Regions from separate parts of the Homo sapiens genome. Here region 1 is linked to region 2. Evidence: chromatin loops called from intact Hi-C (ENCODE). Cell type or tissue: heart right ventricle. All regions are shown on one strand. Links, peaks and the distances in the headings refer to the core of each region. The heading gives the core; the rest is flanking DNA.

Region 1 (10,978 bases), core at 1,941-9,940, 94 kb before region 2:
CAAGCTCCTACCTGCAATTCAGTAAAATATGTAAGAAGGATGTCAGCCTGTGCCAAGGCTTCAGAACAGAGAACTTACTCTAAAGAAGGCAATGGGAGGGGTAGGTGGTGTTGCTGTTTTGTGCCTGTAAAAGAACAAAAGAAGCAGAGAAGAAATGATGTTGAAGTGAAGAGTTCACAAGATAGACAAAAGGTTCTACGGTAACATTGCTACCTCTGGAGTCCACAAAAGCAGTGTGCATTTCCCATAAAACCCCTAACTAAAGCTGATGTGTGATCTTTAATAAAGCCCCCGTTTGTGGCAAATATTGTTTGCAAGTGGATTCTACAGGAGAAATTTTGAAAAACTGTTTCCCATTGGATTACATAAAGCCTATGTAACTCGCTGGGTGCAGGGGCTCACACCTGTAATCCCAGCACTTTGGGAGGCCGAGGGGGGGACTGCTTGAGGCCAGTTAGCCAGGAGTGGTGGCACATGCCTGTAATCCCAGCTACTTGGGAGGCTGAGGCACGAGAATTGCTTGAACCTGTGAGGCGGAGGTTGCAGTGAGCTGTGATTGTGCCACTACACTCCAGCCTGGGCAACAGAGTGAGACCGTCTCAAAAGAGAAAAGAAAAGAAAAAAAGGCTATGTAACTCTATTCCAAGTAAGTGTAATTTTTTAAGATAAAGAGGGTTCTATGTAATGTCTGGTTAAAAAATTACATTCATAGATGGGTTAGCATAAATACCGCAGTGATCACAATATGAGACAGACTATATCTTTGTACAAAGATGAAATTATTTCAATAGAGAGATGAAGAAAAAAATTTGCAAAGACCTGGTTATTTATGAGTCTTGAAAGGTGAAGGAGATTTCAAAATGTAAAAATGGAATTACAGATATGGGCAACAGAAGGAGAAAGGTACCAAACTAGGAAAACTCAGGGTCTCTTAAAGGAAGAAATGGAAGCATCTAAAGTATGACACTCACATATGGGGGAAAAATAAGAGCTTGGGAAATAGGTTGTAGTACATTTTGGACTAGAGAGCCCTAAATGCCAAGCAGATTTTTTTTGCCATACTTAATTGGAATAATGACCCCAAGAAGGTGTCTTCATAAAACAGTGCTATGGAGATAACTGTTAATTCAGAAGGTTAATCCAGCAGTAGGTTGTAGGTTGAAACAAGGACAATAAAGCTGAGAGTTGTAGACACCAGTTCAAAAATAATATGGCAGACTCTAAATAATAAGGGCCTAGAAATTCAGCTTAGGAATTAAGTCCAATTATTTTATTACAAAAAAAATGGAGTGGAAAGAGAAATAATAAATGCAGCTGTAGGCACATTTTCATTCATTTTCATGAAATAGATAAGGGCATTTTTTTGAGAAAAATGGACAGATGGTTAGATTATAATTTTAAGAAAGTAGAAAAGGGTAATGCCTCAATTAATTATGGTAGTATTGTCCATCACTCTCAAAATTCCACTAACTGTCCATTCCGTGCCACTTGATACAACTTGTTTCGTCCAAATCATTCTGTTGGAACTGCCCAACTATTGTCCTAAATAGCCTGCTTGGCCACAGTTGATTAGCACAGAACTGAGCACTGGACTCAAGTGTAACCAATGAGAGTGTTCACTAGAATTTCTGAACCTGTGCTGTAAAAGTCAGTCTCTCTCTAGTAACCCAGATTTCAGGATGGAAACCCTAGTGCCAGGTCTTACTGTCCTTCCATTGTGTTTCCCATGTGCTCCTTCCCATATGGAACACAGAGCAGACGTGATCTGCACAGAAAAAACTAAAGTTTGAAATAGATTCCTAATGAAAATAATAAATACAAAATGAAGGAAGGTGGAATTTAGTCTCCTGGTTCCAGTTGTTACTGAGGATCAGTCCTCTTCCCATCCTTCGATTCACGAGACATCCCAGAAAAATTTTAATATATTCCCTTTACATATTTTTGCTTAAGCGGATTCAAGTTGCTTTTCTGACATTTGCAATAAAAAGGTTATAATTAATAAAAAACTGTGTGTCTCTGTGGAGAATTAACAACAGTGCTCACTAGGGAGGTACCCAAGCATTCCCCAAAACCATTATGGCATCCAAGTGAGGTTTGGGGAAGTAAATGGTAAAAATGCTCATCTGCCAGGTGTATGAATTTCTGAAAAAGCCTTTAGTAGCGCAGAGATGGATGAAGAGAAGGTAGGCTATTGAACTGATTAAAAATTATGGTTTTAATTGTAAAGAAATACAAACTATGGGCAATAGAATGTGAATGTTTGCAAAACTGACAAAAGTGTGCTTGAAGCTCAGGGTGAAGTGAGTCTTGAAGGCAATCATGTAATCCATTTGCAATATCTGCACTGACCAGAGGAATCGGAGGCACAACATAATTTCTATGTTCCCTTCCTCCTCTTTAGGATCTAAATGTACACTCCATCATTCTTTTCAGAAAATCAGATTAATGTAACTGCCCAAATCAAGATGATGGTAAATGAACTGATATAAAATCACCAAACAAAATGAAAAGATGTTTTGTTTGTTTTTGTTTTAATAGAAAACTAGATGCCCAGGAGACCAAATAAGGTAGTATGTATCACAAGGATAAGAAACAAGAAATAGACACACAGAAGAAATAAAAATTATGATCTTATGGTAGTAAAAATACTAAAATTAGGCTAAAAAAGACTTGTGTACATATCATTGTAAAATAACATGGTGGCTAAACTTCACCATTTTCGAGTTTCCATTCATATACTTGCTGTTCTTGGAGTAAGATTTTGAAGTGGGATATTATCACTGTTGCTGCCCCACTCAAACCCCTCACACTTACTTTAATGCCTGTTCTCTGGATTTCCAACTGGCTACACCTGCATTTTGTTGCGTATGTGTTTTTCTCTGGCTACCAAAGCCACTGAATCCTAGAAATGTCTGAGAATTACCACCCCTTGAGAACATCCCTCAACCAATGACTTAAGGGAGTTTGCTGTGTGAACGTCCCAGCTTGCTCTCCCCACCTTGGGGGTATTTTTGAAGCACAGCCAGATTTCCTCTGCGAGAACAAAATCTAGCTATTCTCAGTAGCAACCTGCTTGCTAATGAATTTGTTATTGGCTGCCTTTCCTTTTCTTCTACACTTTCCCATTCCCTACTGGCATTTTCTGAAATTAACTGTCAAATAAGTAACTTGAACTTGAATATTTTTCTCAGGGTTTGATTCTGAGGAAACACAAACCACCCAAAAGATTTGGAGTATAGTTAGGAGAATAGTGTTACATTATCATTCTGGGACCCCTTTTCTGAGAGTTCAAGATTTAGAGAGTTTTATTTCCTGGGTGAAAAGAAATGGCAGTTCTTTAATTTTGTGTAGTACAGAGGTGTGCAAGAGCTTTGAGATATCAATTAAGGATTATATAAAATTAAACAGAATGTGAAAAGGGCTAAAAGTTGATATTTTATTAAGAAATAATTTTTTAAATCTATAAATACAGGTTTCTGATAATTGAAGTGACACTACCTATATGTTAAATTAAAGGGTACTGTGGTATGTTAAGGCTAAAATATTGTGTAACAGCTACCAACAGTAAAATATTATATCTTTGGATTCTATTATTTGTAACAAGTCAAGACATAGCTGAGAAAATATACTAGAGTAATATAAGTTGCTGTAATAACTGCTACTATCGAAAGGATTATCATAATTAGAATTTAATTTTACTCTTTTAATTTTGCTCTCCAATGCAGATGGTCCAAGTGCAGTTCAACAGGAGAATCTCCCCCACATAATCAGTCAGGAGCCCAGCTTCTAAGCCTTCTACGGTCCTCCCAGGGGTTTTCTCTAATCCGACCATCCAGAAGAGGAAAAAGGCAAAAGGAGTGCCTCATGGAAGGTCCTTATGGGCAAGTCTGGAAGAGGAGCTCATTTTTCTCTCCTTTAATTGATTACAATATGGCTGTACTTAACTACAGGTGGGGCTGGGAAAGATTCCCACTGGGACACTAGACAGGTATTTTTTTCAGCGACACCTCTCCACTTGAAAGAGAGAATACTGATTTTTGGGAAATAAACGGCCATCACTTCCACAACAAATATTTCTGTGCCTTTTGCAAAATGAATATGCCAAGCAAGTTAATAATATTAAGAAATTATAATTGAATGTTAAGTAAATTAAATCATATTCAAGAATTGGAGAAAGATGTATGCACATAGCAATTCATATACTTATTAAGAAATCATTGGCTGGGTGCAGTGGCTCATGCCCGTAATCCCAGCACTTCAGGATGCTGAGGCAGGTGGATCACCTGAGGTCAGTAGTTAGAGACTAACCTGGCCAACATGGTGAAACCCCATCTCTACTAAAAATAAAAAAATTAGCCAGGCTTGGTGGCAGGTGCCTGTAATCCCAGCTACTCAAGAGGCTGAAGCAGGAGAATCGCTTGAACCCAGGAGGCAGAGGTTTCAGTGAGCCAAGATTGTGCCATTGCACTCCAGCCTGGGCAACAAGAGTGAAACTCCATCTAAAAAAAAAAAAAAATTATTATCTATTTATTAAACTTTCTTTGTAACTTCTGCCAAAAACGTATTTAAGAATTCAATTTTCTGTCCAGGTGCGGTGGCTCATGCCTGTAATCCCAGCACTTTGGGAGGCTGAGGCAGGCGAATCACAACATTAGGAGATCGAGACCATCCTGGCTAACATGATGAAATCCCATCTCTACTAAAAATACAAAAAAAAAAAATTAGCTGGGTGTGGTGGCAGGTGCCTGTAGTCCCAGCTACTCGGGAGGCTGAGGCAGGAGAATGCGTGAACCCAGGAGGCGGAGCTTGCAGTGAGCCGAGATTGTGCTACTGCACTCCAGTCTGGGTGACAGAGCGAGACTCTGTCTCAAAAAAAAAAAAAAAGAAAGAAAAAATTCAGTTTTCTGAAATAAGATTGAAATAAAAACTCTTATGCTTCAATCCTTTAAAAAAATCTATAATTAAGATATATCATTTGTTCATATTAATTTTCCCCCATGCCACTTAACTAAACTCAAATACTTTATGTACAATGACATCTGAATAATAACTGTCACCTCACCACTGTCACACATTTTTATATTCTTCACGGGCAATATTAAAACCATTTCACAGATACTTTTTTCTACATAAAACTGTATCTATTTCCTCTGGCTTGAGTAGATACATGCAAGGAGGCAGAGATCACAGAAATTTTAAAGATCAAAATTTAGATTGAAGATAGTACATAGTCATTCTAATGGGCAATGGAAGAAATGGTTTACAAAATCAAGATTTGTGTTATGAAGTTCACTGATCTTTCCAATACAAATTTCCTCTTTATTGATTTAGCAACAATCATTGGCATTAACATAATATCTTTATTACATATATTCACATGCAGTGTGTAAAAACAGAAAACTAAATATAAAATATATGAATATTTCCATGTCTTTAAATAAAATCCAACATCTCTAATTTCAACTACTTTGGATAATATACCAACTTTATAAAGTCAGATTGGTTGCATGTCTAAGTGATGTTAGAACATTATGGTGTACAAATATTTAAAGACAAGAAAACAGGTGCAACACTATATTCCTGACTGACATTTTGAGGTTTTGTAATGGATATGTTGACTAGCAGCAGTCAGGTGATGGTTGTTTTCATGATCACTAACATTGAACGAATATTTAACAGATTATGTTCCAGTTGCTGTGCCAAGTGCTTTATTTAGTATCTCATACCATTATTATTCCCAATTTACAGATGAGGAAGCTGAGACCTAAAGAAATTTAGCATCTTACCACAGGGAGCAGAAGAGCTGAGATACAAACACAGATCTGCCTGACTACAGATTCCACACTTTTGACAGCTACCCTGTGTGACCTTCATCAAAGGAGAATTGCATCAGTTGAAGTTCATCCCTGCATCCTGTTCTGTGATAAGCGCAGGTTTAAAAACAAAGAGCCAAAAATGAAAATGAGCACTGACTAACTAGTATAAGAATAGAGGACAGAAGATACTAAAAGGACAGAAGATAATAAAAGATAATAAAAATAAATACTTTCAAATCAATAATCCCATTTGATTTTAACATGACACCTCTTTGAGAGGGATAACATTTTCCTATTTATGTGAGACAACTGAGACTTAAAAGTGTCCAGCAATATCACACAAGTAAGGGGCAGAGCCAAGACTCACACCCAGGCCTCTTGCATTTATATCAATATTCCTTGTGCTGCACTATGGGAGCCTTCTGGATCACAAGTTCTTCTCATTACATATTTTTGTTTTCTTTCTCAGTACCTAAATTTTACTAGCTCTAACTATTGCAATACCTTAAATATGATTTGTTCATTTCCTTCTGAAGTGAGATAACCAATCAGATTTAGTGTTACTCTCCTAGCAAACAATGAAGATGCTAGTCAAAATTCAAGTTTGTGTCTTGGGAGTGATGACTTTTATCAATATGATTTTTTAAGGTAGAGAGGGGGAATGAGAGTTCGGAGAGGGAGAAAGAAGGTAAATGCAGCCATGGAAGTTCATTTCTCAACTCTGATTTATGATAGAAATTGTCATCCTGTTTTCAAAGAAGGTAATAAAAATATGAAAAATGAAACTTTGGACAGGAAATAGATACAAAGACTGCAAAAACCGTTAACAAGGTGAGGGTTAGGCAACTAGGTCTAACAGTGATTCTACGTACATGGGCTCCTAGAAGAACACGCACTCAAAGTGTGATTGGGATAGACTGCAGGGAGACCAAATAGTGCTGTGGTCTGAGGAACAAGTAGGAATGTTGTGCAGATCGTCCAAGAGTGACAAGAAACATGTGAAGAAAAATATTTGGAATGAGAGAAGAGGGGGAGAAGAATCTGTAACTATGAGGAGAATTTTCAGAAGATGTAGAGCCCCAAGTGACTGAAAATAGTAGAAAAGTAAAAAAGCATCTTTAACTAATTAGAAGAGAGCTTAAAAGCTGAGAGTAAGGGAACTGCTAAGTAAAAACTTAAATAGATTTCATTTTTATAAGATGATGAAAAATCACAACATAGGAAATAATATATAAAAGTGAATGAGACAAAACAGTGGTTTTAGAAAGTTTTGTGGTGATTCTAATTTTCTAATTTGAAATTAGGCATTAAGAACAATTCTATACACAAATATTGTTTAAAAGATATAAAACTATATAATACAACCACGTATTTATCTCCTCAACTACATTGTTTAATATGATAACCAAATGTAAAGCTAATAATGGACTCACTCTACCACAAATTAGAGAAAAATTAGATAACCAGAATGATGCTATAAAAGACTACATTTTTAAGGTTGTATGTAACATTTTCTAGCAATGTACAAACATAAAACTTATAAAAATGTATTTTTGGTCATACTTGCTTTGTTCTTTTTCCAGACAACTGGGCAACAGAAATGTCATTTGATCCATGCTTAGGTTCTTGAGAGAACCAGAAACATAATGGGCTGCAAAACACCTTAAATTGCTGGCATCATGAATGCTTCCTGCCTAATTCTGTTGGACAACAGAGACAAAGTAAGCCCTGTAATTACATCCCAGCCTGATCTATGCTTACAGTCATGTAATTAATACTTCCTCTGTAAAGCAATGGAATAATTTAAAGAGCAGATATTTTTCAACCATGGTCTGAAAAAAAATCCCTGAGAGGGGAATACATGTGCATTTTAGCTACATGCAGACACTTCTGGGATTCCATTTGCTAAGAGAAACTGTAACCAGATTCTCAGAGCTTTCATTGTAGTGAGAGATGAAAATGATACTTCCTTCCTGCTAAAGACTAGAGTGGGTGGCAAAAGAAACGGTGACAGGCGCCTATATTTATTCCATGAGGATTTATGAAAATGGTAAACATAATCTCACTTCCTGGCTACCTGAGCCACTCAAGTATGGTGCCAACCACATTTACAGAGCCTCGGCCAGGAAATCAGTGCAGAAATCTGGCACCGAAGGTTAGACTTTAACTTACGCGATAGAAATAAAACACTGTACTCTAGCAAATGTATACTGACTTCCCAATTCCATTCATAGTTTCTAATGTCTGCTTGTATAGAGGCATTTACTATAGTAAAATGGATCCTACAGAACTCAGAGACACATATCAAATTGTTTTGCAACATAAAAGTAGGGAACAGAGTCACAGTAAGAATAGAAACTAACAATATAGATTGTATTGCCAAGAAGCTACATTTTCAACAATTGTTTCAATTTAAAATACCTCACCATTATTTTCCTTTAAAGAATTTCTATACATGCCTCGTGAAATTCTATATTTTCAGTCTCTCTCCACTCCCAGCCAAATTCTAAGCAAATGTCAACTTTGTCTATTCCTTTCCATTGTTTCTATTTAATATTTAGAATACACAAAGAGTAATTCTAGGATACACACAGGCCCAGTGAGATGGCTGTTCCCTCTTCCTGAAACACTCCCTCCATTTACTTTTCACAACATTAACTACACTACTTGATCCTTGACATATTCAACATGAAGTTACCCTGATCACTCTTCTATTTCTCTACCATTACTCTATTAATATCCCATGCAATACCTAACAGTGTTGAACATTTTGTTTATTGATTTGTCTGCATTTGATATATGAAGGTTGCCATAAAATTGTGAAAATAAAGTGACAGTGAAAGAGCTAAGAGATTATCATATAGTTGTCTTAGTCTGCTTGAACTAATAATTTTTTTGTTTTCTCACAGGTCTGGAGGCTGCAAAGTCCAAGGCCTAGGTGCTGACCAATTCAATTTTGGGTGAGGGCTCTCTGCCTGGCTTGCACACTGCCTGCTCTCTTCTCACTATGTCCTCACATGGCAGCTTTCTCTTTACTTCTTATGAAACCACTAATCCCATCCTGAAGGTCTTATTCTCATGACCTAATATAACCTTATTACCTCCCCTAGACCCCCATCATCAAATAGCATCATATTGGGGGTTAGGGCTTCAACATATGAATTTTGGGGGGACAGAAACATTCAGTTGATAACACCAGTATTCCAAATTTCATTCCCTTCAACACAGTAGAAACAACAGCAAAAATAAAATTGCTTGATTATTTGATTGAATTACTTTATGACTTTCATAGAGGGAATCTATTTTGTTCTAGCATAAGGATACAGTTCTCAACTACTAGTAAATAACATTCATTTCCAGAAAAACTTGACTTATGCATCTTCACTCTAGTGACTTCACTGGTTCCATTTTATATTCATAAACTCAGTTGGTTTGCTTATAAATTATGGAAACACTTAATTTCAATCTCAGAATGATGCCAACAAAAACATGAACTGTTTAAGATAATATATGATTCTGCATGAATATTTAAAGGCAATAAGCCAGATTTATATTCCGTGAAACACAAAATAAAAATCTTAACAAAAGAACTCAATGATTAATAGGACACATCAAAACACACCACCTTTTTGGCACAATGATTCTGAGCTCACATATAAATAGTCTCCTGTTCTGCAGGCAAACCCACAGAAGAGGGAGTCCCTCTCTGTTGGAGATCACTCCATTTTTCCATTAGAAAAGAGTAAATAGGGGGTTTTAATAGACTTTTGGCTTATGAACTATGAAACTCAATATATGTTCCAATTTGCAAAAACTGGAAACACAAAATAGGCCAATGGCCCAAGTCCAAGTGGACTCAGTTTTACAGAGTCAAAAACTAAAAAGCACAAAAAACAGTAAGAAAACTCTCATTAAAATTACCAAAAGCAAGAGATATTAGAATTGAATGTTTTACTCATTGAACTCATCATTTTTCACTTCCTTTAATTGTCAATCTCACCTCAAAGACTGAATCCACTTTAAAATGATCAAAAACGATTTGTTGGAAATGTATAAGACTGAATAGTGGTCTTGCCCACATGTATATTGTAAAAACATTCATTGCAATCAGCCTCATAAGAGCAATGTTAACAGACCAATAAACACAGAAGTCAATAGCTACATTTTTCATGCATTTGACATTTTCTGGGTGGATACAAGCTATGCACAAAATATTGTGCTTACAAACTATGTTCAAATACTATTTACAAAACCAGTAGCTACGAGTTAAAGTGGGAATGTTGGGTTAAATGTTTACCTAAATATATTATTTGAGGACTCAAAAGTTAAGTTATTCAACTTCAAGCAAAGACCGTCTTCTCAAATATAGAAAGCAAACGCTCTCTAGTTAAAGAAAGGGACATGTGAAAGTTTCATTGAGATCACAGCAGAAGACAGAAGCAAGCACTGTAAATGCACAGACAGAGGAAAGCTCTTAACACAGCGTGCCCTGTGTCCTGCCTTCAGGACCTCTGCTGCCAATAGTATGCAGAGGTGGGTTTGCATCACAGGGCAGTACCAGCGTGGTGAAGATTCTCTACCAATGCACTATGTAAATCATCTTGTTCTGAATCTCTCATATGAATTGGTCAAATCACAGGGCTACTGCATGAAGTCTACTTATACTATCTCCTACAGTATTTAATATTTTTTCTTCTTTAAATTTCCATGGCACTATTCTTTTGTATGCCTTTCCAGTTCTTTTTTTTTTTTTTTTTTCCTGAGACGGAGTCTCGCTCTGTCGCCCAGGCTGGAGTGCTGGAGTGCAGTGGTGCGATCTCGGCTCACCACAAGTTCTGCCTCCCGGGTTCACGCCATTCTCCTGCCTCAGCCTCCCGAGTAGCTGGGACTACAGGTGCCCGCCACCACGCCTGGCTAATTTTTTGTATTTTTTTTTAGTAGAGATGGGGTTTCATCATGTTAGCCAGAATGGTCTCGATTTCCTGACCTCATGATCTGCCCGCCTCGGCCTCCCAAAGTGCTGGGATTACAAGTGTGAGCCACCGCGCCCAGCCCACCTTTCTAGTTCTTGAATGACTACTTTTCCATCTCCCCTATAGCATGTTCTTGTACTTCACTCTTTAAATAAGAGGTCCTGCACCTCTAAGAATTCTATTATCTAG
Region 2 (10,978 bases), core at 1,331-9,330:
TTTTCCAAGCATTCTAATTAAGGCCTGGTTCTGAGACCTGATTAAGCAGCTCCTACATCTGACTGCAGTTTGCAGTTATCCCCACAAGGCAGGATCTCAAGCTTATTTTGAGTGAATGGGAACAGTCTAGGAAGGAGCAAGATGACGGGATGTACTGTGAAAGGAGGAGTTACTCGGTTTGGATTTTGCTCTTGTATTTAGAATTTGCCATGTGCATTGCAGAGTGCAACAACTCCATTTAATAACAAATGTCAAAAACATCAGTCTCAGTCAAAAAACATTAGTTTATTGGAGCACTTTGTCAGGAGTATGTTGTTTTCGTTGCTTTTTTATTTGGCTTCTTTGAACCAAATGGTGTAAGAACAATATATGCTTTATTTTTCATTTTATATTAAGAAAATGTAAATGAGGTCTGTGGTTTCACTATCCAGTGTTCTTAATCTCTTGGATTCACTGTAATCATGAAATTCATTTGAGGTATATTTTTGATGGCTTTCATGAAAAAATGTGAAGAAAAAAACAGTAATTATCAAACATGAAAAATTTTAAAATTATATTGTAATTTGAAGATAACAGCCCTAAAGTACTTAAATATTCCAGAATATTTTTAAATATTGAAAAAGTTGCACTGTAATATAGACAGTATTCGTTAAATGTTTCTAATATTCAGAAAATAGATATCTAAGTTGTCCTTTGTAACACAGGAGTAAAAGTCAAAACTCCTGTTAGGCAGGGTAAAGTCAATGTTTTAGAAGCTATATAGATGTCCACCACCACCACCACCTTCATTTTAAAAAATATATTTTAGCTATGAAGGTGTCAGGCAAAGGGACTACCATAAGTTTAATTGAGTAGAGTGCAAACCTGAGAAATTGAGAGCTGGGCTTCATTCTTTCTCTATAATTTACCACTGCTCTTATATTCTCTGCATTAAACTTTGTGCCTCCTCCCTACCGATTTCATTTTCCTGGGGTCATGTTAACTCATCCCAAGAAGTCACTTAACTAATTCATCAAATAAATTAATTCAGAATGTTTCACAGTCTCTCCCTTACCATCCCTATTGCCAAAAGCCCACACCAGACCAATAATGCCTTTGCTTCAGTATTGTGCCCCCATGTGTTCTTAGTGCTTCCGCCTTCTCTCTCCACACCCACCTAAATGGTGGAATCACATTGCTCTTCTTTCTCAACACTTGGTTTACATTATTCCCCAGTTTAAAAACTTCAGCGACATCCAGATCACTGGGGACCTTTAAATTCTATATCTCTTGCTGCCTCTGAGCCTTTTTTTTTTTTTTTTGAGATAGAGTCTCACTCTGTTGCCCAGGCTGAAGTGTAATGGCACGATCTCAGCTCACTGCAACCTCCGCCTCCCGGGTTCAAGCAATTCTCCTGTGTCAGACTCCCGAGTAGAGATGGGGTTTCACTGCGTTGCCCAGGCTGGTCTCAAACTCCTGAGCTCAGGCAATCCACCCGCCTCGGCATCCCAAGGTGCTGGGATTACAGTCATGAACCCCCATGCCCGGCAAGCCTCCCTTCTAAAATGACCTTCTCCATTACTGTTTGCTTACACAAATCCTAGAGACACTTGGAATCACCAGTAGGTCTTGTCAAACACCAGTTTTAATTTCAGTGGGTTTGTGATGGAGCCTGAGATTCTGCTGTGATGTTGTTGCTGGTGGTACATGGACAAAACTTGGAGGAAAAAAGATTTAGATAACTCTTTTTGTCAGAGAAATACTGGTCTCTGACAAGGGCTCGTGTGCAGGGCCAGTAAAGAGAACTATATACAGATTTTATTGTATATAGATACCATAATATATCTATGTCTGATTGAATGAGGTTAATGAATCAGGTTAAAGACTAGGCAAATTTTAAATTATTTTCAGGAGTTCTACATTTATACAGTAGTGCATGGTTAATAACTTTGTACATATATACCATAGAATTGTCAATACGTAAATAAATAAATGGAACTCAAAAGGATAATTGAAGCTTCTGAAGCAGCTATCCTAAGTGTTTTTAAGTATATACAACTCAAATACTAGCCCAAGTTCCATGATGAAACTTTGTGTAAATACTGTAGTTCTGTCCTCCAGGGCTGTGATTCATGGGTTTATTTGTTTTTGCTCAGTCACTCACTCCTGCCTGCAGTGATCCATGAGCTGGATTCTCTCCATCTGTTCCACTACCTGGAGTCCAGTACCCTGTAGCAGATGTTAATTTGGGCCTGTCTTTAATCTCTGCACCATTTGGAGAGCTGAAATAATACCTTACAAAAAATTCCTGGTCTTTGTGGTGTTATAGGGTTTATATGCTTTTCTTTAAAGCATGCTTTTATTTTAAGAAGATCATAATTTCTACTTGGTTTCCCATGCAGAGTATTGATGGAGATTAATAATTCAACTGAACAATCTTTAAAGTGGGCACAATAACAACTCTTAATTACACTGTCTAGAAAATACAGGGAAAGTAAAAACAATCCAATGTGCCCCTTGTTTCAAATACAACATTATTAAATATATAGCTTCAGTGCTTTTATTGAGTTCATTTTCATGATAAAAGCTTAAACCTGCTCAACTCTGGGGGTCCAAAGAAGGCTTTTATCTTGTGGAAGATAAATTCAGCACTTCTGTAAGTCTTCCATACATGTAATTCAATTTTTATATAATAGAAAAGTCTGTCAATTTTATAAAACCTGATAAAATAAGCGTTGCCAAATAATGAGTGCTGTTTATTCCACGTGTAATATTTTATCTTTTTAATAAACTATAAGCTTATTATAAGCAGTGTCTATTAGTCTTGTAATAAGTCCTGAAACTCCAACTAACTGGAATTCCATTTTGCTTAGTCCAGGGTTGGACATGTCACTCGATCAAGCCAATAAAAGACCTTGCCTGAAATGGTTATATTACATTTGGAAGAAAAGTTCTGTTTCTAGTAGGTTTGCTAATTTAGGAGAATATGAGAAGTCCCTGCCAGGGGGGAAAGTATATAAATTCGAACAGATAGCAGAAAGAGAGAGGTTGGAAGGAGAGGAGAGGAAAACGCAAGGATGAGGAGAGAAGAAATTTGACAGTATTGAATTTTAGAACCAGCTGGTAAGGTCCTAATACCTGAAACTTTTCTTTAAATCATGTGACCTACTCCCAGCATCTTTTCCAAACTAAAAGATGAACTCTCTTATTTTGGTTAATCTAGTTTGAATAAAAAATATATGACTACTATACAACATCCATATAGAATGTGTTCAATCTACTGGAATTGGTGGCAGGAGTGCGGTTCTTGTTTGTTTCCTGAATTGCTGTTTTTTTGTCTGCTCGATTCCATTTGGGAATGCAACACTTGTATATTTCTGTAGCCATTCTCAATGCTCTTGTATCATAAGGTAACAAGTATTCAATTTTATGACTGCATTATCTTCTAGTTTGGAAGAATAAACTAGGAGTATCTTTAAAGCACACGACAAATTAAAAAAAAATTTTTTTTCTTTTCTTTTGAGACGGAGTCTCACTCTGTCACCCAGGCTGGAGTGTAGTGCCGCGATCTTGGCTCACTGCAAGCTCCACCTCCCAGGTTCAAGTGATTCTCCTGCCTCAGCCTCCCAAGTAGCTAGGACTACAGTCGCGTGCCACCACACCCAGCTAATTTTTGTATTTTTAGTAGAGACAGGGTTTCACCATGTTGGCCAGGATGGTCTCGATCTCCTGACCTCATGATCCACCTGCCTCCTTCTCTCAAAGTGCTGGGATTACAGGTGTGAGCCACTGCGCCCGGCCAAGAAATAATATTTTGTCTGATTTTTTTTCTGTCTATATTGGATCTGAAGCCAAGAGAAGAAAAGATTATCTTTCTTTTCCTCTCCCAGATACTCCAAATGCCAACAAGGTTTTGCCTGTATGGAACACACAATGGTTGCCAAGTCAATACATTTGTGTGCCAAAAAACTCTGAAGGTTAAAATCCTACCCAAAATTGTGTAAAGCTCAACAAATTTACCCTAATGACAATTTGAAGAACATACTTGTCAATTTTTCTGAGCCTTCTTATAAACTCAGAGTGAATGAGAATTCCCAAAACTGCTACTCCTGTGGTGGCTGCAAAATTTAATATTATTTCCTGTTTAATGAAAGTGACATACATGGAGTCTGGAACCAAAATTAGATTTTATGAATAAATAGGAAAGAAGGAATGGAGAGCAGTGGGATCCTAAATCCAAGAAATTAACTCCATCATTGAACCCTATTTAAGTACTGAAGCCCTTGTTAGGAAGAGGAAACCTATTGTAATAAGAGTTTTTCTTTTTTAAGTTGGAGAAAAGCAGAATAGTTGACCCTAAAAACATATCTCTAAAATATGAATCAATTTATTTCTATCTCTGCCTTCCCTAAGGTTAATTTCAACTCTCATCTTCCTGTGGCACCTCTCTAGCAGCTTCACAGAGTTGAGCCATCCTCAACAGAGGGAGCCTTTTCTTCCCATCCTAATCTCCATTCTTTCTGTGAGAGTAAATCATCATCTAATCAGTCATGGAAAGAGAAGAGTTGAAGTGGTGACATATTTCCAGAACAGACATCACAGCGTTGCGCCTCATGGGCAGAGTCCACCATCAATACTGCCCCAGTGATTACATCTCATACTCCAGACATTCTGAGTTCTCTCTTGGCTTCTCTTTGCCATATTCCCTTAAGCTACACAGCCACCTTCTCCGGTAGACCACAGTCTTGCTATTGGTGAAAGATTTCCAAAACCCTTTGGCTTTTCTCTGCCCAAAGAGACAATAAATCTGGTGCTAATGTTTCACAAAGGATCCTCTCTTTCATTATGCTACAAATGTATGCTTGAGTCGTAGTTGAGAGAAAACAGCATAATATAATGCTTAGGATGTGAACCATTTACCTCTGTCACTTAATAGCTGTGTGACCTTAGCTTTTGTAGGATTTAACCTTTACATTTCTCATATGTAAAATGGAGAAAGCAACAATACCTCCAATGTGTGGCTATGTTGAGAATTAAATTAAAAATGTAGAGTTCATACAATGTCTGACACATAGAAAATGCTATGTAAGTACATGCTGTTATTGTTTCCTGAATTCTCCTCTTTTGCTCTTTCCTCTACCTTGTATCCTCCTTTACTACTTTTACAGACACACAGGCACACACCTCTCTACCTCCATACACAAAACCACATACACATTCCCCCTTCAATTAAGTTAAATCCTTAGCTTGTCACTTTAATGGGAATTTACTGCTTAACAGCTTTACACCGCTTTGGGAATTTGTGCTTGTTATAAACAGATTAAAAATTAACATATTTAAGAACTTTGTCTTATCACAAATTTCAAACCAGGTTTAGAGGCAAATCTACAGGAGTTATTTTAAAGTTGGTCTGATCAATGTACTGTTAAAGCTACTTCTACTTTTTTTAGTAAAATGAAAGGAAGGATGGAAAGAAGGAAGGAAGGGAGGAAGGAAAGATGGATGGACGGACGGACAGAAGGAAGGAAGGAAAGAAGGAAGGAAGGAAGGAGAGAAAGAAAGCAGGCAGGCAGGCTCTAAGGAAAATCATAAAACTGCATCAAAATTCACTAGAAAACAATCCCATTTCATATTCTGCTAAACGCCATAGGAAATGACATTTGCTATAGTAAGAAAAACAGATGGTGGAGAGAGAGTGGAAAATACAACTCCTTGAACACTGAGAATGAAAATGCCACTGTGAACATTTTGGGTCTCTCTGACGTGTTCCTTTATCAAGTTGTAGCCTCCAAGACAACCACTTTCTTTATTATATGCATGCCTTCCAGCCTGAAATAGTTTTGTGGGGCTTCCAAAGTAAGAAGCGAGTGGTGTTTTGGATGTGTGTTTGTGTGAGGTTGCATGTGAGTTCATGAGTGGGGCCAGGACAGAGAACACTGAGGGTCATTCAAACCCATGAGACAGACAACTCTGACCCAGGATCCTTCGCCAGCAGCACAGTGATTCATCCTCTCAGGCACAAGTACATCAAGTCCTCTGTTTTCTCTTAGTTCACATTTGTCCTCTTCAAACCAATGAGTCATAAGTTGGAAATATGTATGAAATAAGCTAGCATAATATGTCACTGAATTATTTCTGGTGATTCAATATACACATCCTAGGACACCAGGCATCTGAAAGGCAAATTTTTAAATTCAAGAGATTTATACAAAGCAGATACAGTTGATTGTGTAAGAAAGAAGAAAATCAGGTGCAAGAAGAAACAGATCCTGGTAAAACGATTAACTTTCAGTAAGGGGGGTAAAATATTTCTTCCTGCTCTCAAAAGGATAATTTTCTTCAGAGGAAATTGCATAAATTCTTGGTCACTTGAATTAGCAGAGAACTATTCTTGCCAAAGTTTAGTGCTGGGAAACAAATGATATTTTGGCCTCTTGCAAAACGATTCTACCTCTCCACAGCAAAATGAGCTTCATTCCTTAATGCAAACAGAATTCATACCTTCCCATTCGTACCTTCAAACCTCAATTACCTGAGAAATCAGAGGATGATTTCCTCTTATGAAGAAGTTTTATCATGAGAAAATGGAAACCTGAAAACATAATGCCTGGCCTGATAATGACCAAGGCAGAACCTCTTCCCATACTCATTTGTTCAGCAATTACTTGCTGGGTGCCTCCCTTGTGTCAGGTCACAGGTATCCCAGGCACTGAGGAGGCAGCAGTGCACAGGCTGACACTGCCCATTTCCTTTTGGAGCAATGGAGCAAGACAGGCACTTAGCAAATATTAGGTTGTTGCAAAAGTGATTGCGGTTTTTGCCATTACTTTCAATGGCAAAAGCAGTGACTGCTTTCGCGCCAACCTAATAGCAATAGAAGTCATGCCCATGACAATAAGTGGTATAAAGAGCAGCAGACATGGCCACCTTGCTTGTTTGGGCTTAGAAGAGGCATGTATGATGAAGACCTGAAGATCTGAAATTCAGCTGAGACTCCAGAAATTGGAGAATGAGAAGGCATTGGCAAGAATATTTCAAAGTAAAGGAAAGGTTACGGCAAGGCCCTGAGGCTGGAAAGAGAATGGAGTTTCTGAGAAACTGACATAGGAATGTAACTGGAGCACAAAGAAAGAGAGACATGGGAGATGAGGCTGGGGAAGGCAGCGGTCAAACTGGGAAGATATTCTAAGCCATGCTGAGAGCGCTCGACTTTCTCAAAAGGGTAATTACAAATCACTGGAAGCTGAGAGAGAGAGACAGTTACATGTGCATTTTTAAAGATAACTAGCTTTTATAAAAAGAATTTGTGGAGGAGAAAGGAAAAAGAAAATGTCTGGGCAATATAGAGGTTCTCCAATATCTGGATCCAAGATAATGGCTATGGGGGAAAGGAAATGTAAAAAAGGCTGTGATAAACTGAGAAAGCCTTATCAATAAGACTTGTTTCATGCATGTATAAGATGGAGCTGGATGAAAGGAAAAAAATCAAATGGAAGTGAAAGGGGGTCTCTGTGAACCCACCTCAGTGAATTTTTTTTTAAATCTTCCTCTCAGTATCACACATATGCTTATAGCTTAACTAACGTAACTTTAACTAGTCTTCCAACTCTCAGTTCCCTCTTCCTCACTATTTTATACAATTAACTTCACAATGAAATCCATAGTTGAAAGACTCTCTGGTCAGGGTCACAGCAGAACAAGGGGAGGAATTGCTATTACTCAGAGAGGGTGGCCTGGGCCAATCGACAACTGATAGGATTGGTGTTATCTCCCTTTTGGTAAGCTGGGAGTACAGCCTCAGACTTATATGGAATTTTTTTGTATTTTTTTCTTTCTTAAAAACTATTTTTCTGTATTTAAGGGGCACAGGTGCAGGTTTCTTTTTTTATATATACTTTAAGTTTTAGGTACATGTGCACAGTGTGCAGGTTTGTTACATATGTATACATGTGCCATGTTGGTGTTCTGCACACATCAACTCGTCATTTACATTAGGTATTTCTCCTAATGCTATCCCTCCCCCCGTCTGCCACCCCCTGACATGCCCTGGTGTGTGATGTTCCCCACCCTCTGTCCATGTGTTCTCATTGTTCAACTCCCACCTATGAGTGAGAACATGTGGTGTTTGGTTTTTCTGTCCTTGTGATAGTTTGCTGAGAACGATGGTTTCCAGCTTCATCCATGTCCCTGCAAAGGTCATGACCTAATCCTTTTTTATGAATGCATAGTATCCCATGGTGTATATGCCACATTTTCTTAATCTAGTCTATCACTGATGGACATTTGGGTGGGTTCCAAGTCTTTGCTATTGTGAATAGTGCTGCAATAAACATATGTGTGCATGCGTCTTTATAGTAGCATGATTTATAATACTTTGAGTATATACCTGGTAATGGCATAGCTGGGTCAAATGGTATTTCTAGTTCTAGATCCTTGAGGAATTGCCACACTGTCTTCCACAATGGTTGAACTAATTTATACTCTCACCAACAGTGTGAAGTGTTCCTATTTCTCCACATTCTCTCCAGCACCTGTTGTTTCCTGGCTTTTTAATGATCGCCATTCTAACTGGTGTGAGATGGTATCTCATTGTGGTTTTGATTTGCATTTCTCTAATGACCAGTGATGATGAGCATTTTTCCATATGTCTGTTGGCTGCATAAATATCTTCTTTTGAGAAGTGTCTGTTCATATCCTTTGCCCACTTTTTGATGGGGTTATTTTTTTCTTGTAAATTTGTTTAAGTTCTTTGTAGATTATGGATATTAGCCCTTTGTCATATGAGTAGATTGCAAAAATTTTCTCCCATTCTGTAGGTTGCCTGTTCACTCTGATGGTAGTATCTTTTGCTGTGCAGAAGCTCTTTAGTTGAACTAGATCCCACTTGTCTACTTTGGCTTTTGTTGCCATTGCTTTTGGTGCGTTAGTCATGAAGTCTTTGCCCATGCCTATGTCCTGAATGGTATTGCCTAGGTTTTCTTATAAGGTTTTTATGGTTTTTAGGTCTTACATTTAAGTCTTTAATCCATCTTGAATTAATTTTTGTATGAGGTGTAAGGAAGGGATCCAGTTTTTGCTTTCTACATATGGCTAGCCAGTTTTCCCAGCATCATTTATTAAATAGGGAATCCTTTCCCCATGGTTTGTTTTTGTCAGGTTTGTCAAAGATCAGATGGTTGTAGACGTGTGGTGTTATTTCTGAGGGTTCTGTTCTTTTCCATTGGTCTATATCTCTGTTTTGGTACCAGTACCATGCTGTTTTGGTTACTGTAGCCTTGTAGTATAGTTTGGTGTCAGGTAGCGTGATGCCTCCAGCTTTGTCCTTTTTGCTTAGGATTCTGTTGGCTATGAGGGCTCTTTTTTGGTTCCGTATGAACTTTAAAGGAGTTTTTCCCAATTCTGTGAATAAAGTCAGTGGTAGCTTGATGGGGACAGCATTGAATCTATAAATTACCTTGGGCAGTATGGTCATTTTCATGATATTGATTCTTCCTATCCATGAGCATGGAATGTTCTTCCATTTGTTTGTGTCCTCTTTTATTTCCTTAGGCAGTGGTTTGTAGTTCTCCTTGAAGAGGACCTTCACATCCACAAGTACAGGTTTCTTACATACATATATTGTGTAGTGGTGAAGTCTGGGCATTCAGTGTACCCATCACTCAAATAGTGAACATTGTGCCGATTAGGTAGTTTTTCAATTTTCACCCCCCCTTCCCATGCTCTCACCGTTCATAGTCTCCAATGTCTATTATGAGATCATTTTACTATGACATCTGAAAAAATCGAAGTATACATGTAGAAAGAAATATGTTACGATTTTAGGCAGCCAAAGAGTGGTATCCTATCATAGACATTTGTCATTTTTGGGGGGTGCCTAGCATCTGATCTTCCTCCTTAAATTTAGAGACATTCACAACTTACAGATCTTGATGGGAGGTATATCCTACTGCAGAAGCAAAAGGTGGTATATACTCGCTATCCCAGACTTTCTTGCAGCTAGGGGACAGGCACATTTCCACAGCATCTCTCAGATGTACCCAGCCTGTATTATAAATAAAGAACTAATGACAAAAAGAAAAGATAGTTGAAAATGTGCTCTGCTGATAGTGGTGATGGCATAGTATCTGCTTTTCAGGGACACTAGGCTGAAATTCAGGAGCCAAATTCAGGAATTACCAGCAATAGTGCAGGCAAGACACACCTGAAGGCGTAGTTCTCGGCAGTGTACCAACTGCTATTTTCTCCAGACCAGTTACATGATGTGTTTTGCTGTTGTTGTTCTTGTTGTTGTGACTCTTGCTGCATTAAATCGAAACCTATTTATTCTGCCTTCCCAGTAATTCTGGGATTTGCAGTATCATTTCAATTAATTTATTTCTTCCATTTGTATGTGGCCTTTAAACTAAAACCCTTTACTCATATAGTAACCACTCTTTAGCAACAAAAGATAAACAAGTGTGAGAATTTTTAGAGTTTGTGTGTTAAAGTGTGTGTGGGCATGACCGTGACCTAGGCAGAGCTGGAAGACAGCCAGTGTATCACTGAAGACATAAAGTCCGTAGAACAGCAACAGAATCAACAGCAACTGTGAATTGTTCAGATTCTGTAGTTCTTTTTCTCTGTTTCAGAGAAAAACATTCCTCTTGTGCATTTCAGAGGTAGGTGAAGCAAGTTTTGCTCAAGGAGTGACACTGAATTTCTTGGTGTAATTTAGGAATAGGTATAATTCTATGCAGTTAGTTAAGGGGCATATGTGTACCTGAGCAAATCAAGTCAGTAATACTGCCAAGAACCTATCCATAAATGAGCCCTTAAAAAGAAAACACAGATGATTAATGTTTTCGGAGTGTCAAAACCATGGAAGACATCTAATTCTAAGATCTCTGCATGTGAGTTATGAGCACTGAGGAGTTTATAAAAATTCACTTTGAATAAATTCTTGATTATTCTCTAAAGGTAATAACTCAAATTTTCAATTAGAATAATGATGAGGAAATGA

What was found. A loop is a pair of places that touch in the nucleus more often than their neighbours do. Peaks named below come from ENCODE experiments on the same cell type or tissue, not always from the same donor. Only the 100,000 strongest peaks of a DNase experiment are listed, where the experiment ranks them.
Region 1: it touches region 2 in a loop (2.0-fold over the local background); 3 of 110 quality-filtered maps call a loop at or near these places.

What each region holds. Positions count from the first base shown.
Region 1 is chr13:80,559,439-80,570,416 of GRCh38, reverse strand. It overlaps LOC124903240 (a long non-coding RNA gene), which reads right to left and starts at 418. Exons shown (of 2, transcript XR_007063926.1): 1 at 12-418. RefSeq lists a cis regulatory region at 4,018 and an enhancer at 3,934-4,103. In heart right ventricle, for the core only: no CTCF peak of the experiment used is centred there; no DNase peak of the experiment used is centred there; H3K27ac peaks cover 2,134 bases.
Region 2 is chr13:80,465,048-80,476,025 of GRCh38, reverse strand. No RefSeq gene overlaps it. Among named protein-coding and RNA genes, the nearest start is that of SPRY2, 130 kb to the right of the region's middle. In heart right ventricle, for the core only: no CTCF peak of the experiment used is centred there; a DNase peak (open chromatin) is centred at 5,945; H3K4me3 peaks cover 335 bases; H3K27ac peaks cover 5,797 bases.